Regions from separate parts of the Homo sapiens genome. Here region 1 is linked to region 2. Evidence: read pairs that join two places in POLR2A ChIA-PET (ENCODE). Cell type or tissue: PC-9. All regions are shown on one strand. Each heading gives the region's core, and the rest is flanking DNA. Links, peaks and the distances in the headings are about the cores only.

Region 1 (8,626 bases), core at 1,174-6,173, 280 kb before region 2:
ACACGGATAATGGAAAGTAATATGAAACATTTGTTTCCTTTTGTTATTGCAACTACTCACAATGTTCTTGTAAAACTTCATGACACACCTAAGATATCTGCAAAGTGGGCTTCAGAATCACTGGCCCAAATGAACATACCCCTGAGAAAGGAGTCTGCCAAACCTCCCAAATATTTCAGAACATTCTTCCTCTCAGCTTGAAGTTTCTTTCATCCCAACCAGAAGCTTCACAACTTGCTGAATGGCTGTGATTATTCTTTACCATGCCATAGATTCAGACTCTACAACATTTTAGCAGTTAAATCCAACCAAATCTAAATACCTTAGTAACAGACCCTCTCAGTAAATATAAATCCAAAAAAAATTTTTTTGAGATGGAGTCTTGCCCTGTTGCTCAGGCTGGAGTGCAGTGGTGATTGATCTCGGCTCACTGTAACCTCCGCCTTCCAGGTTCACACAATTCTCCTGCCTCAGCCTCCCAAGTAGCTGGGATTATAGGTGCATGCCACCCCGCCTGGCTAATTTTTTTGTACTTTCAGTAAAGATGGGGTTTTGCCATGTTGGCCAGGCTGGTCTCAAACTTCTGACCTCAGATGATCCACCCACCTCGGCCTCCCAAAGTGCTGGGATTACAGGCGTGAGCCACCGTGCCCAGCCAAAATTACTTTTTTTAAATGTAAAACTAAATTCTTGATTGCTGTTCTTATTTACGGTCATTACTTATTTTTTGCCCACTTTATTGAACAAACTTAAGAGAATGGTCAAGGATTTTAATTGTGTTCATGCCCCTTAACTAATATCTTTTTGCAAATTCAAAATAAATTGCGGTTTGGAGTCTTAATTATTAATGCAGTTAAATGTCTGGGTTGTAGGAATTTTCAGAGTTACTGAGCAGCTTCATAAAGTCATGATTTTAAAAAACACTCTTGAAAAGATCTACTAATCAAACCCAATGGCACATAATATATAAACATACTGACCCTGAAACTTCAGTGCGGGAATAGTCATCTTTAATGTACTGTATAATTTAGTGTCAAAATGAGGACGTGAATTAAAGATACACAATAAGTACTCAATAAATGTTAGCTAATTTAAGTTTTACCTATTAAGCAGTTACAACTGGAGACCATGTATTTCCTGTGCTACAGCCAAATTCAAAGCAATCAAATACTTTACAGAACTGCAGAACTGTTGGCTGGGCGTGGTGGCTCACAACCTGTAATCCCAGCACTTTGGAAGGCCGAGGAAGGCCTATCACTTGAGGTCAGGGGTTCCAGACCAGCCTGGCCAACATGGTGAAATCCTGTCTCTACTAAAAATATAAAAATTAGCCAGGTGTGGTGGTGCACCCCTGTAATCCCAACTACTGAGGAGGCTGAGGCAGGAGAATCGCTTGAAACTGGGAGGCAAGAGTTGCAGTGAGCCAAGATTGTGCCACTCTGCATTCTATCCTGGGCAACAGAGTGAGACTCTGTCTTAAAAAAAACACCCTGCAGAATTATTCTGGCAAAATAAAGCCACCATTTTAGAAAAGGATCATGGAACTCTGATCAATATATTAATAGATCAAGCTTTGTTACTGCAATTGTAATTAGTAAACATCAGTCTCATCTTTCAAATACTGATCAAGATGAAAACACACTATGTTCTAGCTTTAAAGAAGAACCACTGAGATTTAGGGTTAAGGCTAGAACTTTAGGAATTATTATCTTGAGATAAAATATATGAAACATAAAACTATCTTATTTCTGGCTATAACCAAACTGGAATATTTGGGCCCTTTTCTTACTGTTAAAATGAAAAACTATCATTCAAAACTATAGTCTTTTGCTTTTTGTGAAAAGTTGATTCAACTTGTTGGGACGACTTTTAGACTAATAGGAAAAATCTATGTTCTTTGGTAGCTAACAAACATATACTTTCCTACAATTTTAAAAATTGGCACACATATTAAGAAACCTGGACTTCTATAAATTAAATTTCTTATCTGCTGCACCTTCATGCTTGAAAATTCTAAATCGTTGACTCTAAAGATCAAGTTTATTCATTTATTTATTTTTTATCAGCCTCTTGAGCCAGAGTAGGCCCAGAGAGACTCCCTAAGATCACTTTTAAACCCTCCCTCCTTTTAAAAACTTAATGGCATTGCTTGAGTTACAACACTAAGGAGTAAGTATCCGTGTCAGAAAAAAAATCCTCACATTATAATAATATAAATTCTTACCTAAAGCATATGCAGCTAAAATTGAGCACACTTGTAAATTTGGCAATATATCCAGATGAAAGGTTTCTAAGCCAAATAATAACTGAAATTCGGGCACTTACACGAAAGGCCAATAGCATTCTGTCTGGGGTCTCTTGTCAAGATGGATCCCAGGCTGATATGATGATGTAAGATTACTTAGCTCACAACATCAAGACTTTCCTACATCAGTTTTATTTAAAACACAAACAAGTATTTCTCTTTCTGTAAGGGCAAATGGTTCAAATAATGCGGAACACGAAACATTGACTAATACAAGTGCTTTAAATATGAAACAAAATTATTTTTTAAAAAAGCAAAAGAATAAAGAATATATACAAAAGGGACCTGGAATCTGTAAGCTGATTCCAAAAACGAAATAAGTAGAAAATCCATGGTGAAACCTGAACATTCTACCTCTGCTTTGGAGAAGGGCTATCATACAACATTCAGTCAGCTGAAGATGGATTGGTAGAGGTGTGTCTATACATAAACTTCAGTCATTTTTGCTTGTGCAGAATCATCCCAATCTTCCCAAGACTGAATGGGCAGTCCTGTGGCTTTCTTCCTTTTCCATATTCCCAACAAGGCTACGTGAAGTTCAACTCTTGATGAGCCGCTTACAACAGCAGTTCCTTAGGAGCCAACATGACAGGTGGGTCAGATTTCCCTATGAGAAACAAAACTGGCCACCTACAGCAAAATATCAAAATGGGTAAGTCCTTCCTTCCTCTTCCTCCTGATTATATACAACATATCTCCTTTCAAGACTATTATTTCCATCATGCTTATTCCTTCACAAATCTAAACCTTGAGGTGATATGAAGGAAACCAACATCAAGAAAAGAAAACTCAATTCAGAAATGAAGAAAACTGGCAGGTATACAATACACCCCCAGAGCATCTCAATATCCCTGGCACAGTACAATTCAGTGTACTGCTACAGCCCATAGATAAATATTGGCAGCTTGAATAAGCTCATTTTTTCCCTCAGGTGGTTAAAGGCCACCAAACAAATACTGGGCAACAGGGGTTTGTTGGGAGAGTTAGAAATAAAAAATTAACCAAATTTTGTCCCTGTGTTAATTCAATGCCAGCAAGGAGGCAAGTACTGAAGAAGAAAAAGGACAATTTTCATACTAAAAAAGAATTCCTCTAATCATGTCACCATCTCATATAATGAATCCAGGGAATCCCAGAAATAGAAAATTAGTTTCAGGGGACCCCTGAGGCACTTTAAAGCCTTTTAAAAAATTACAGTAATAATAAATTAGATATTGCTCTTCAGAGGCTAACAGAGCAGCAGAAGCATCAAGATCAGGTCCAAAGAGTTATGCCCACATTACAGGCTTCCTGAGCTGCTCAGCCCTCTTTAAAGCTTAGTTGAATCTTTAAATACCTTTAAAAAGACATACAATTTAACACAGACTGAGTGGGTATTTTTGTTTAGTGGTAGCATAAAATTTGGTCCTTAATGGTAGCAGCTGTCTTCATCCATTTCAAACTCAGGTAATATTAAGTACATCAAGACAATACATAAAGAATACAACAAAGAAGAAAAAAGCCAAAACTGACAAACACCTCAAGGAGTCACTAAGTTCGCTTGCACCCTTTCACTTGATCTCCCTCTCAGTCTCTTTTTTGTGGAGAGAAGGGTATGACAGAACTTTTTTCTCAAAAGATGATAAACAATGGCATCAAATGGACAAAATGGTTATAAAGTAACTTTAAAAATCTGACCCCAAGGAATCCAGGACACATACAGATAATTCAGAGGTATACTTCTGATTTGGGGCAAATTCTAGACTAAAGAAATGATCATCTCAGGTAAATGTTACAATAGATGAAACTAAGTCCAGTTTTTTGGCGATTTTTTTTTTAAAGTGTCCTCACTACCACCTTCAGCTATCAATCATTTCTGATAGCTCAAGCAGAAGGTCATCTTCATCTTTCCCAGGATCCAGGTCAATCTCAGCTTCCAATTTGCCTCCTGAAATCTCCCATATTAGTTTCTCAAAATCATCCTCCACAGAGAGTGGGGGCTTTCCTGTTGAGGCAGAGCTGAGTCGGCGAGTTTTCATGCTCATTTGGGATGAGGAAGGGCCAGACACCTCCGGGGGTGAGGAATCTGAAGAGGACTGGGTTGGAGGCAGCACAAGACTGTAAGAAAAAAAAGATTATTAGAAAACTGCCGTTTTAAAAATAGTTGGCTGAATCACCTAGTCTCACGGACACAAAGTGAGCAAAAATTTGTTTTTAAGAACATACATAAAGAAATAATTCTTTTACTGATTTGGGATCAAGCTTTTTTTTTTTTTTTTTTTTTTTTTTTGAGGCAGAGTCTCCCTTTGTCACCCAGGCTGGAGTGTAGTGGTACAATCATGGCTCACTGCAGCCTCGACCTCCTGGGCTCAAGCGATCATTTTGCCTCCGCCTCCCAAGTAGCTGGGTCTACAGGTGTGTGTCACCATGTGATTTTTTTTTTATTTCTTTGATTTTTATTAGAGACAAGACCTCACTATGTTGTCCAGGCTGGTCTTGAACTCCTGAGCTCAAGTGATTCTCCAGCCCCAGTCTCCCAAAATGTTGGGATTACAGGCATAAGCCGCCTTGCCTGGCCAGCACCAAGCATTTTTATAACTCAAAGTAGGTGTTAAAGACATCTTTCAGGGGCCGGGCATGGTAGCTCATGCCTGTAATCCCAGCACTTTGGGAAGACGAGGAAGGTGGATCACTTGACGTCAGGAGTTTGAGACCACCCTGGACAATGTGGCAAAACCCTGTCACTACTAAAAATACAAAAATTAGCTAGGCCTTGTGGCAGGCACCTGTAATCCCAGCTACTTGGGAAGCTGAGGCAGGAGAATTGCTTGAACCCGGGAAGTGGAGGTTGCAGTGAGCAGAGATTGTGCCACTGCACTCCAGTCTGGGTGACACAGTGAGACGCTGCCTCAAACAAAAAAACAAAAAAACATCTTTTAGGTAATATAGCAAAATGTAAACAATGGCACCAAAGAAGAACAGCAACCCTAGATTTTCATACTTTCTTGCAATTAATTTGAAGTGCAACAGATTTATTTGAATGTTGCTAAAGTTATTTATCAGTGTTATTCTCTAGAGAGCCTAAACAGTAACAGGGGCCTGGAGTTTGTTTAGAAAGAATTACAAAGTATTACCTGTCTCTAGGATTTTCTGCTTCAGGCACAGTGACTGATTTGTCCTCAGAGACAAGCGGGACAACAGCCTACAAAAGGAAGAGTCAGGTAATTCAGTGAGAGTCAGGCTTTTTAATTTGAGCATATTCATTTTCTTTTGCTGCCTTCTTAGAATTGTGGCTATGATTCTTTAAGCCTGTGAATCTAAGAATCGATAATCTAAAGGTTGAGTATATAAATAAGCAAAATATCTTGCCACCTAAAAATTAGCTTTTAAAAAATCCTGTCCTGCTACTTCACAAATATCAAACTGTAAGTATAAAATACAGTAGTAACCCAAATTACTAAAATGCTAGGAAATGCCAGGAAGTGATATACTCAAGATAGAATGCTAGTGGAGAGTTAGTCTTTCCTGCTTTCCTACCACACAGAATAAAGCACCACAAAGTGAATATACTTCTTACCACAGCTGCCTTTTTGGCTGGGGGTTCCTGTAGGACACTGCTGGAGCTGAGTGGCTTCACAGCGGCAATGACAGCAGCGTGCATCTCCACTGCCTTACGTTTTGGGGCCAATTTGGGGGATGACACAACTTTAACCACAGATGGCTTCACGTTCACTTTGGGTTTAGCTACAAAGGGCAGAAAATATCTGATAAGCAGTGAGAATAGACTCTTTTAAATGGGGAATAATTCAGAATAAAATATCAAAACTCCTTCAGTACTAGAAATACCACAAATAATTCATTTAAAAAGAGACTGAAAACGATTCAAAGGCAATTTGTGGTCACATGGTGGTCACTACAGGTGGTCACCATGTAGATACAATACCACTTAAATTTGTTACCATTCCTCTATTCCTTGTTTTTATTCAATACCAGAGGAAAGATGCACCATAGAAAGTTTTACACAAAGCTTTTTAAATAGCAATTTTAAATTCTGAGAAAAGAATTCATCTCGTTTTGCCTCTGTATAAAAATATCAGAAATATTACTATCTACCTGTGGATAGAAGGCAAATGAAATTCAACCCAATTGTTGCCAGGAAGTTACTGGCAACAATTGGGTTGAATTTGGTAATTTTGATAACCTAAAGCAATACACAGTATAGAAATACTTGCCTTTACCCCTTTTTTCCAAGGTCTGTGCTGCACATTTCACATTCAATAATGAGTCTCCAATCCCTGAGGTTTCTACCTCCACCTTCTGGGATGACTTTGTGGGAAGCCGCTTGGTCAGGTGCCGTGTGATTCCTGGCACAGCAGTGAGCACTGGTTTCTCTGCCACTTGGGTATTGCAAGAGGCTACATCTCCCCGAAGAGGTGTCAAGACTGATTTTTCCCTCTCCTGCTGTTTCTGCATGTGCTTCTCTCTCATGGTCTCACATCTCTTGACTTGAATTTTAGTGATGTCAACTCCTGTGGTCTCACCTGAAGCCTGTGGATAAATTTGAATGACAGAATTAAAATCTGGTACCTCTAATAACCTGTATGATGTAAGTACCAGGCTAACATCTAAGTTAAGCAGAATCTCACATGATCCAGAATCTGAGAGAAAAGCTCTTTATTTGATGTTAAATAGACAATACCCTGTTAAAGATGAAAGATTAGAATTACAGATGTATGGAATAATAAAAAACCCAGATTCCACAGGCTAGACAACCATGACTCTAAGTCAAATACTAATGATTCCTAAATAATCAAATACCTGCACAAAGATTTATGTACAAATATATTACTTTAAATTGTGTAAAACAAAATCTGAATGTCCAGAAAAAGACTGTATTTGTATAATGGAGAATCATGTGGTCAGTAAAAACAAACTTCTTGAAGAATTATTAACATGGTAAAGTTAAAGCAGGCTGTAAAATGATACACTGTAGAGTTCTCCATTATGTTCTAAACATGGGTTTAACATTAAACAAATTCACATGCATGCATATATAAACAAAAAGGTCGAAGAAGGCCAAGTGTGGTGGCTCACACATGTAATCCCAACACGTTGGGAGGCCAAGGCAGGCAGATCACTTGAAGCCAGAAGTTCGAGACCACTCTGGACAACATGGAGAAACTCTGTCTCTACTAAAAATACAAAAATTAGTCAGGCTTGGTGGTGCATGCCTTTGATCCCAGCTACATGGGAGGCTGAGGCACAAGAATCGCTTGAACCCAGGAGGCAAAGGTTGCAGTGAACCGAGATCATGCCACTGCACTCCAGCCTGGGCAACAGAGCAAGACTGAAAAAGCTCGAAGAAATCCATGGAAAAGATAATGATGGTTACATCTGAGCTGTATATTTTTAGGGTTTGTTCAGTTTTAAAAAAAATAAAATTTCCAACTTTTGTATGATGCATAGCATTAGAAAAAACTCAGTTAAAAAAAAGTAATGGCCAATTAAACAAAAAACTTTATTTTTTGTATTTTTAGTAGAGACGGGGTTTCACCGTGTTAGCCAGGACGGTCTCAATCTCCTGACCTCGTGATCCGCCCGCCTCAGCCTCCCAAAGTGCTGGGATTACAGGCGTGAGCCACCGCGCCCGGCAAACAAAAAACTTTAAAAGGGCAGCGAATACTGATATACATAGAACTACAGGAAATTCTCATAAGAAATTATAAGTAAAAAGAAAGACTGTTTACCTAATATATGAATGAAGTACTTAGAAATTTATTGTAAGGTAAAACTACCAATTATCTAGCCTTTGTTTGCCATGAACAAAACCATACAATAATCTTAAATTTACCTCTTTAGCTTCTGTTCTAATACTGCTCTGAGAATCAACTTCATTTCCTTCCTGAAGGTTCTTCTCTTCTTTCATCCCTGTATTCACATTAAAGACATCATTAGTTATTTTATTTAAGCTGCAACTTCATGATAGATATGTTAAACAAAACTTTATTTAATGAAAGTAGTAAGACAGGACAAATAAAATTACAGATAAAGCCCATCTGTGCTCCTAAAGTCTCAAAATACACATTAAAATAGCAAAGGTTGGCCGGGCATGGTGGCTCACACCTGTAACCCCAGCACTTTGGGAGACTGAAGCAAGCAGATCACACTTGAGGTGAGGAGTTTGAGACCAGCCTGGCCAACATGCTGAAACCCCATCTCTATTAAAAATACAAAAATTAGCGGGGTGTGGTGGCACATGTCTGTAGCCCCAGCTACTTGGGAGGCTGAGGCAGGAGAATCACTTGAACCTAGGAGGTGGAGGCTACAGTGAGCCAAGGTCAT
Region 2 (8,626 bases), core at 1,878-6,877:
AAGCTGGGCAGTGTAGAATACAGAATTTGGGGGAAGGTAGGTAGGGTGATGTGGCTGGAGCACTGGAAAATGTTAAAAAGACTTGGGGGCCGGGTGTGGTGGCCCACCCCTGTAATCCTAACACTTTGGGAGGCCAAGGCAGGCGGATCACCTGAGGTCAGTAGTTCAAGACCAGCCTGGCCAACATGGTGAAACCCCGTCTCTACTAAAAATACAAAAAATTAGCTGGGCATGATGGTGGGCACCTGTAATCCCAGCTACTCGGGAGACTGAGGCGAGAGAATTGCTTGGACCTGGGAGGCAGAGGAGTGCATTGGTGAGCTGAGATCGCACCAATGGACTCCAGCCTGGGCAAAAAGAGTGAAACTCCGTCTCAAAAAAAAAAAAAAAAAGACTGGGAAGATGGAGATGGGCAGGGAGAGGTACAAGATAAAGGGCCCTGTCAACCAGGCTAAGAAATTTGCCTTTTTCCCATTAGGATAAACGGGCAACCACTGAAGAGTTTAAGTAGGGAGGGTCTCAGTAAGGCTAGTACCTTAGGAAGATCATAGGGTACTGATGATGATCTTCCTATGGGAAGATCAGTGCGATGGGTGTGAGCAGGGCCGCTACTGACCCTGGGTGAGATTTAGAAAAAGGAGCCTCCAACTAACGCAGGAGCAGAAAACAAAATACTGCATGTTCTCCCTTATAAGTGGGAGCTAAATGAGAGAACGCATGGACACGTCGAGGGGAACAACACACACTGGGGCCTACCGGAGGGTGGGGTGGTAGGAGGGAGAGGATCAGGAAAAAGAACTGATGGTGACCCTCCTCCAGGCAGCCTCTGTCCTACAGGAGGCACTGGTTGGCTGGATTTCAGCCCCAGTTCACCCCTTCCGTGGGCACCATTGTGCAGAGCACAGGTGGGGCAATAGTTCCCAGGGGTCTGGATTCTAGGACCCAGCACTCTCCCTGATCCTAAGGAGCTTACATTATTGCCTCTACTTTGCCTTCTTCTCCTGATGACAACCCCTTTCTCCCCTGGCCAGCGAGACCACCTCTCTCAGTTCCTCATCTTTGAGAAAATAAGGCCACTTTCTTAGCTGGTTCTCAAAACACGATCCTGTCTTTATTTCAGGCAGAAATCGGCTTTCTGGACAGGGCCTCACCCGAAGCTGGTTGCGCTAGCCTCTCTAATTCTCATGCCCAGAAATCCTCCCTTGGTTTTTTTGTTTGTTTGTTCGAGGCAGGGTCTTGCTCTGTCACCCAGACTGGAGTGCAGTGGCACAATTACGGCTCATTGCAGCCTCAACCTTCCGGGTTGAAGTGATCCTTTCACCTCAGCCTCCCAAGTAGCTAGGACTATAGGCACGCATCACCACACCTAGCTACATTTTACAATTTTTGTAGAGACAGGGCTTCACTATGTTGCCCAGGCTGGTCTCAAACTCCTGGGCTCAAGCAATCCTCCCACCTCAGCCACCCAAAGTGCTGAGATTGCAGGTGTGCACCACCAAGCCTGGCCCTGCTGGGTTTTCCTTAGGCATCTACTCTTGAACCCACGTAAGCCTTCCAGGAAAAGCAATGGCTAGGCTCCTGGCTGATAAGTGGGAAGGTCAGCTGCATAGGTGAATGCTTGTGTATGGAGGAAGGGGTGACCCCCTGCCCTCAGCCCCTAGGCCATCATGTGCTAAGTGGTCCTGTGGCACACAAAGGCTCTAAACCATGGATTCTGGAATCTTCCTGCCAACAGAACCTCAGGGATTATTTGGCCTAAGCTCCCACTTGAAGTAGGAGTCTTCTTTATAGGAGCCTCCTGTAAAGATGGGCATTCAGCACCTGCTTGAATACCTCCAGTGATGGAGGACTCACTACTCGATGTAGCAGCTTGTGTCTCAGTGACATTGAGCAGTGTATTTAGGTGACCTTTGCAAGGTCACACATCACTCTGTGACTGCTGCCTGGAACTACGGGGCTATTCCTCCATATCCCTTTCTCTGCTTGCTGCCTCCTCCTGCTCCCAGGACTCACCTCCTAGGGTAGCCTGACTGGCACGCTGTCTCTGGAGCCACCACGCCGGAGGTGGCAGGGTGCTGTTGGAGTGGGTGAGCTGCCTGGGGTGCCAAACTTCTCCAGCCCTGCAAGACTCAGAGGAGAGGGGGATGGAAGTAGTGTGGGTGTGTGGCTCTGTGGGGTGGGCAGGGTGGATTTTTTTCCCTATTTGTTTTCCATTTTTCTCTCCTCCCGGTGGTTGGGCTGGCTGATTGGAGGTGCGGGTGTGTGGGGGTGGTGTGTGCTTGTGTGTGCACGCGTGTGCGTGTGTGCATGCACAGCTGTGTGGGAGGGCATCCGTGCAGGAGGCTTCACGCTGGAGCGGCCTCTCCTTGCTGACCAACTCTGACAGAGCTCCCACTGATTTGGCCTTAGAAAGTTTCATGGTTTTGACAGGAACAAAACAGAAGATGCAGATAGGCTGTGCGGTTTCCTTGGCAACTCGAAAACATGGGTGGGGGAGGGGATGGTGGGAACCAGAGAGAAGGGAGTGATTGGGCTCCACCACTCAGCTCTGTCCCCCCTCTTTTTTCCCTCAAAATAGCTCAGGATAAAATGTTGAACCATTCTCAGCATTCCTGTCCCTGGCCCACAGGAATGGAGAAGGAACTCAGCAGCAAGGAAGGCGCAGAGGTGCCCCTCGGATAAGGGAAGCAAGAGATCTGCCTTCTAGAGGATTCTGACGCCTCTTATTCTCTTTCTTATCAAGCTGACTTGTCTCCTCTACCTTCCACTCCCTTATTTTGTTATCCCGGCAGCTTTAAGGACTCACCTTCCCCAAACTAACCCAAGGAAAACCAGAATCCCACGCTCCCAGGTTCTCTACCTTAGAGTGACGTGACTGGTAAGGAAGCAAGGAGTGGGTGTCTCTCCTCCCCTCACCAGCCACGAAACCTTGGGACAGCTCCATTCCTAGAAAGCAGGAGACTGAACTAAGTCGGAGGTGGATGACGGAGACTGTTCATTAAGGAATAAAGACGTTGGGCCAGGCATGGTGGCTCACTCCTGTAATCCCAGTACTTTAGGAAGCTGAGGCGGGCAGATCATGAGGTCAGGGGTTCAAGACCAGCCTGGCCAACATAGTGAAATCCCGTCTCTACTAAAAATACACATAGTAGCTGGGCGTGGTGGTGTGCACCTGTAATCCCAGCTGCTAGAGAGGCTGAGGCAGGAGAATCGCGTGAACCGGGGAGGCAGAGGTTGCAGTAAGCCAATATCGCACGATTGCACTCCAGCCTGGGCAACAGTGAGAGACTCTGTCACCAAAAAAAAAAAAAAAAAAGAAAGAAAGAAAGAAAAGAAATAAAGATGTTTATTACTAATTAGTGAGACTGTCTCCCCTACTGCAAGTTCACCTCCCAAGTGAACGTGCTCAGACCACCTGCCCTAGAGGCAGCACCCCAGAGCTCCAGTAAGACCCATGCCCAGCAATTCTTTTTTCCTTTTGAAAAAGGGTCTCACGTTGTCACCCAGGCTGGAGTGCAGTGGCACGATCTCGGCTCATTGCAGCCTCGACCTCCCCAATTCAAGCAATCCTCCTGCCTCAGTCCCCTAAGTGGCTGGGACCACAGGCATGCACCACCACATTAGCCTGGCGAATTTTTTTTTTTTTTTTTTTTTTTTAGAGACAGAGTTTCACCATGTTGCCCAAGCTGATCTTGAACTCCTGAGCTCAAGCAATCCACCCACCTCAATCATCCAAAGTGCTGGGATTACAGGCATGAGCACCACGTGCCTGGCCTTATGCCCATCAATTCCTTTTTTTTTTTTCCTTGGGACAGGGTCACGCTCTGTCACACAGGCTGGAGTGCAGTGGTGAGATCTTGGCTCACTGCAGCTTAGACTTCCAAGGCTCAAGTAATGTCCCCACCTCAGCCTCTCTGGTAGCTGGGACCACAGGCATGCATCATCATGCCCAGCTAATTTTTGCATTTTTTCTTCTTTTTCTGGTAGAGACAGGGTTTCGCCATGTTGGCCAGGCTGGTCTCAAACTCCTGGACTCAAGCGATCTGCGCACCTCGGCCTCCCAAAGTGCTGGGACTACAGGCGTGAGCCACTGTGCCCAGCCCTATGCCCAGCAATTCTCGACAGCCCCCTGGCCCTTTTCTAAAGCATAGGCCTCTGGATCTAATTAGACCCATCCCCTTCCCTGGTCCCTCTTATCTTGGGCACTGGAATTCTTTTACCTGAGAATATGGAGGTTCTGAAGACATTTTTGCATACATTTTTAAAACCAAACAACCCTAATGCTACCCCAGTCCTGCAACGGAACTTTAGTGGTGGCCATGCAGCCTGCCCTTGGCACAACTCAGACACCAGGGAAGGGGACCTTGGGGGGCTCTTGGAGCAGCCATTCCCTGTCTGGGTGTTGAATGTATTTAGGGAGCAGGAGACAGGCAGGAGAAGAGAGCTGAGAGGCTGTGGGGCCCCTGTGTTCACAGTCTCCTGGATGAGTCAGTGGAGGAAGGGGTGCTGGGCTGGGAGTGAAGAGGCCAGAGTTCTAGTCTCGCTCAGGCTCTGACCAGCTGTGGGTGGGAGGAAGACAGCCACGCTTCGGTGGCCACATTCCTGCAGTAAGCTTGGGACATACAGTCTGACAGACACTTGGGGGTGTGGTGAGGGACCATGAAGCAGAAAATTTGCAGTGAAACAGATGGTTGCCAGGACCATGGCCCCCTAGCTTCCTGAGTGTGGCCCTTCCCGTCCCCCTATGCCTGCGTGCTCCATACCTCCCAGGACGAGTTTGTCAAGCTCGACTTGCCTTTCCACCCACAGGAAATCAAAGATTCCAGGGTATGGTCACTCTGCCTCCTCCCCATCAGCTGCCCTGATGCATGGTGACTCGGGAGAGAGAGTCCATTTATCTTGAGTCCATTTATCTGCTCAGTCTCTCAAAGCTCTTCTCCAACATGGTCATTGCCCCACCTCTTCCTCCCCTGGAGTTTTCTCCACCTTCAGCTGCCTCAGCAGCAATACATGGAGAATAGGCCCTCCGTTAGACTCCACATCCCCACACCCAGCCCATGCCCAGGAAGAGAGGACAGTGCCCACCCACTCCTCTGGCTCTGAGCTCCCCTGGCAGACGACAGAGCTGGGAGTCCACCCGTTCTTCTGCAGGAAGGAGAAGAATGAGTCTCAAGGGCTGTTCCCCGCTGCCCTGCAGGCCCCAGCTCTAGGGAGAAGTCAAGCAGCTTTGAGAATGAAATAAGTACAAGATGCCCCAATAAATGGCTAAGAACTGATTATGAGGGGGGCAAACTGTCCAACCAAGGGGAAGAGCGTATGGGGAAGGGAGAATGACTCAGGAGACCCCGGCTTGTTCCTAAGTGGTAGTGCATCACGTAGGTGGCCTTTAGAAAGGCCCTGGCATTTGGCCATTTGTCTACTCTTGAATGTTCTTCCCGAACATCACATAGGCACATCCACCCCCTTTAAAGGAGGGATTATTTCCCAGATGCCTTGACGGTGGGAAATGAGGACAATGGGTAAAACAATGCCTTCTCTACTGGAATGTCTACTCAGCCAAAAGGAAAAGAAAAAGCAAATAGGTAAAAGAGTGTCTTCTCTATATGGGTGCCATGACTGGGGGTTTCCCTGAGGTCCCTGTCTTGAGGGCTGGGATCTTGGTTTCCACTGGTTTGACCTCTCTAAGCCTTGCACCTAGCCATTCTCTGCTTCCCCCAGGCTAGAGAGGCCAATGGGTGTTTTCTGTGACTGGTAGCCATGGTTGAGAAGTGAGGCAGTGGAGGAGTCCATAGAGGATGGTCCCTGTCTGGGCTTCATCTGTTTGACTGAGCCTCTGAGGAGGCAGCCTGGGGAAGGTACCAGGGAAACTGAGACCAGAAGATGTGAGCTGAGCAGATGTGGTGTCACAAAGGGGAGGTGGGCAGTCCCCGGGCTTGGCCTGACTGAAGTCCCCACTGAGTGGCAGTTCAAGTGGGGTTCCTTGTTTTTGTTTCTGTTTTGAGACGGAGTCTCTCTCTGTCGTCCAGGCTGGAGTGCAACAGCGTGACCTCAGCTCACTGCAACCTCCACCTCCCAGGTTCAAGTGATTCTCCTGCCTCAGCCTTCCGAGTAGCTAGGAATACAGGCATCCACCACTACACATGGCTAATTTTTGTGTCTTTAGTAGAGACAGCATGTTGGCCAGGCTGGTCTTGAACTCCTGACTTCGGGTGATCCACCTGCCTCAGCCTCCCAAAGTGCTGGGATTACAGGCGTGAGCCACCAAACCCAGCCTCAAGTGGGGTTTGTGTGTGCCTGAAGTGGGCATGCGGGAGAAGAAACTTGGGGGGGGGGTGACATTGATAGACTCTCTGACTTCTGAAGATGCTCTCCTGGGCAGCGCTGGAGACAGTAACACTCGGGTCACTGAACTAGGTGATATGGTTAGGGTTCTCTGCAACCAAGAAGACTGGGTCTCTCTGCAGCCCCTTTGCCCAACTCCCTTATATTAGTTTCTTAAAGTTGGCGTAATAATTTACCAGAAACATGGGGCTTAAAGTAACAAAATGTGGCCAGGTGCAGTGGCTCACGCCTGTAATCCCAGCACTTTGGGAGGCCAAGGCAGGCGGATCACAAGGTCAGGAGATTGAGACCATCCCGGCTAACAAGGTGAAACCCTGTCTCTACTAAAAATACAAAAAATTAGCCGGGCATGGTGGCACGTGCCTGTAGTCCCAGCTACTCGGGAGGCTGAGGCAGGAGAATCACTTGAACCTGGGAGGCAGAAGTTGCAGTGAGCCGAGAGAGTGCCACTGCACTCCAGCCTGGGAGACAGAGCAAGACTCTGTGTCAAAAAAATAAAAATAAAAAAATAACAGAAATGTATTGTCTCACAGTTCTGGAGAGCAGAAGTCAGGAATCAAAGTGTTGGCAGGGTTGGCTCCTTCTGGAAGCTCTAAGGCAGAGTCAGTTCCATGCTGCTCTCCGAGCTTCTGGCTGCCACCTGCCATCTGTGGCATTCCTCGGATTACAGATGTGTCACTCCAATTCCAGCCTCTGTCTTCACATGGCTTTCTCCTCCATGTGTCTTCTCTTCTTTTTATAAGAACACCAGTGGTTCAGCTGGGTGCGGTGGCTCACGCCTGTAATCCCAGCAGTTTGGGAGGCCGAGGTGGGTGGACCACTTGAGGTCAGGAGTTGGAGACCAGCCTGGCCAATATGGCAAAACCCCCTCTCTACTAAAAATACAAAAATTAGCTGGGCGTGGTGGTGCACACCTGTGATCCCAGCTACTCAGGAGGCTGAGGCAGGAGAGTCGCTTAAACCGGGGAGGCAGAGATTGCAGTGAGCCGAGATTGCTCCACTGCACTCCAGCCTGGGCAACAGAGCAAGACTCTATTAAAAAAAAAAACACAAAAAAAACAAAAACAAAAAAACACCAGTTGTTGGATTTCATGCCCACCCTAAATCCAGGATGATTTATTCTTTTTTTTTTTTCTGAAACGGAGTCTTGCTCTGTCCCCCAGGCTGGAGTGCAGTGGTGTGATCTCCGCTCACTGTAACATCCGCCTCCCGGGTTCCAGTGATTCTCCTGCCTCAGCCTCCTGGGTAGCCGGGATTACAGTCACCCGCCACCACGCCCGGCTAATTTTTGTGGTTTTCATAGAGACAGGGTTTCGCCATGTTGGACAGGCTGGTCTCAAACTCCTGACCTCAGGTGATCTGCCCTCCTTGGCCTCCTAAAGTGCTGGGATTACAGACGTGAGCCACTGTGCCCGGCCAGGATGATTTATTCTTGAGAGACTTACTTATACCTGCAGCAACCTTATTTCCAAATAAAGTCACAGCCTGAGGTGCCAGTTGGATATAAATTTGGGGGAGACACTATTCAACCCACAACAGCCCTTAATCCCACACTCGTGCCAGAGCTGTGGAGGGGTGAGGAGACCCCCAAAGTTTGATCAGCAGTCCCAAGGGCAGGATGCTCAGAGGACACACAGGCCCTGAAGTTCTAACCCAGCTCCCCCGCCTCCATGTTACCCTGAGCTTCCTAGAAAGTTGCAAAGCAAAAACGATCGGACACCATTCCCCAGGGATTGGCAGGGATGGTCTCCTCCACTCAAAAGAGGTGTCTGGAGTGTTTCCTTGAATAATAAGTTGCACCTTGGACTGCTTCTTAGCTGGACGAGTGTCTTTCTTAAGCCAACTTTAATCCATCTTGCAGTGGCTCAGCTGTATTTTCTCTTGGTCTGTCCATGAGGTTGATGTAGAACAGCGTCTTCCTGATCTACCATTCTTCTAATGCTCAGCTAACATTTGTCATGTCTTTCCCCATTTCAGTAGGGGATGTCTTTGCCTGGAGAGGGTATGTCAGAGGCACTGGGAAAGTCAGGGATCAAACAACCCACCTAAATGCAGAGAGTTTGAATTTTCTTTATGAGCCTTCTCAGCTATTAGTTTGCACACCTCCCTCTGCCCCTCCTGCGCCAGTGTTGGTGACAAGCTGAGCTGTGACTTTCTTCTCTCACCTCACATCTCTGAGCCACCATCATCTACCACCAACTCTGCACAATTACTCTTTAGTAAAAGAGAAAACTGGGAAGACAAGCTCCAGCTAGCACGGCCATCAGTCACCATAACGTTCTGG

The links. ChIA-PET counts read pairs that join two places held together with the same protein. Peaks named below come from ENCODE experiments on the same cell type or tissue, not always from the same donor. Only the 100,000 strongest peaks of a DNase experiment are listed, where the experiment ranks them.
Region 1: POLR2A ChIA-PET joins it to region 2 with 8 read pairs; 2 of 35 experiments call an interaction of 5 or more read pairs at or near these places.

Annotation. Positions count from the first base shown.
Region 1 is chr1:203,847,917-203,856,542 of GRCh38, reverse strand. It overlaps ZBED6 (zinc finger BED-type containing 6), which reads right to left. Exons shown (of 17, transcript NM_001395895.1): 13 at 8,136-8,212; 14 at 6,517-6,832; 15 at 5,862-6,028; 16 at 5,419-5,486; 17 at 2,419-4,402. It overlaps ZC3H11A (zinc finger CCCH-type containing 11A), which reads right to left. Exons shown (of 18, transcript NM_001376342.1): 14 at 8,136-8,212; 15 at 6,517-6,832; 16 at 5,862-6,028; 17 at 5,419-5,486; 18 at 2,419-4,402. The coding sequence ends at 4,144. Among named protein-coding and RNA genes, the nearest start is that of SNRPE, 9.4 kb to the left of the region's middle. In PC-9, for the core only: no CTCF peak of the experiment used is centred there; no DNase peak of the experiment used is centred there.
Region 2 is chr1:203,566,154-203,574,779 of GRCh38, reverse strand. No RefSeq gene overlaps it. Among named protein-coding and RNA genes, the nearest start is that of ATP2B4, 56 kb to the left of the region's middle. RefSeq lists an enhancer at 1,920-2,802. In PC-9, for the core only: no CTCF peak of the experiment used is centred there; a DNase peak (open chromatin) is centred at 4,839; H3K27ac peaks cover 1,557 bases.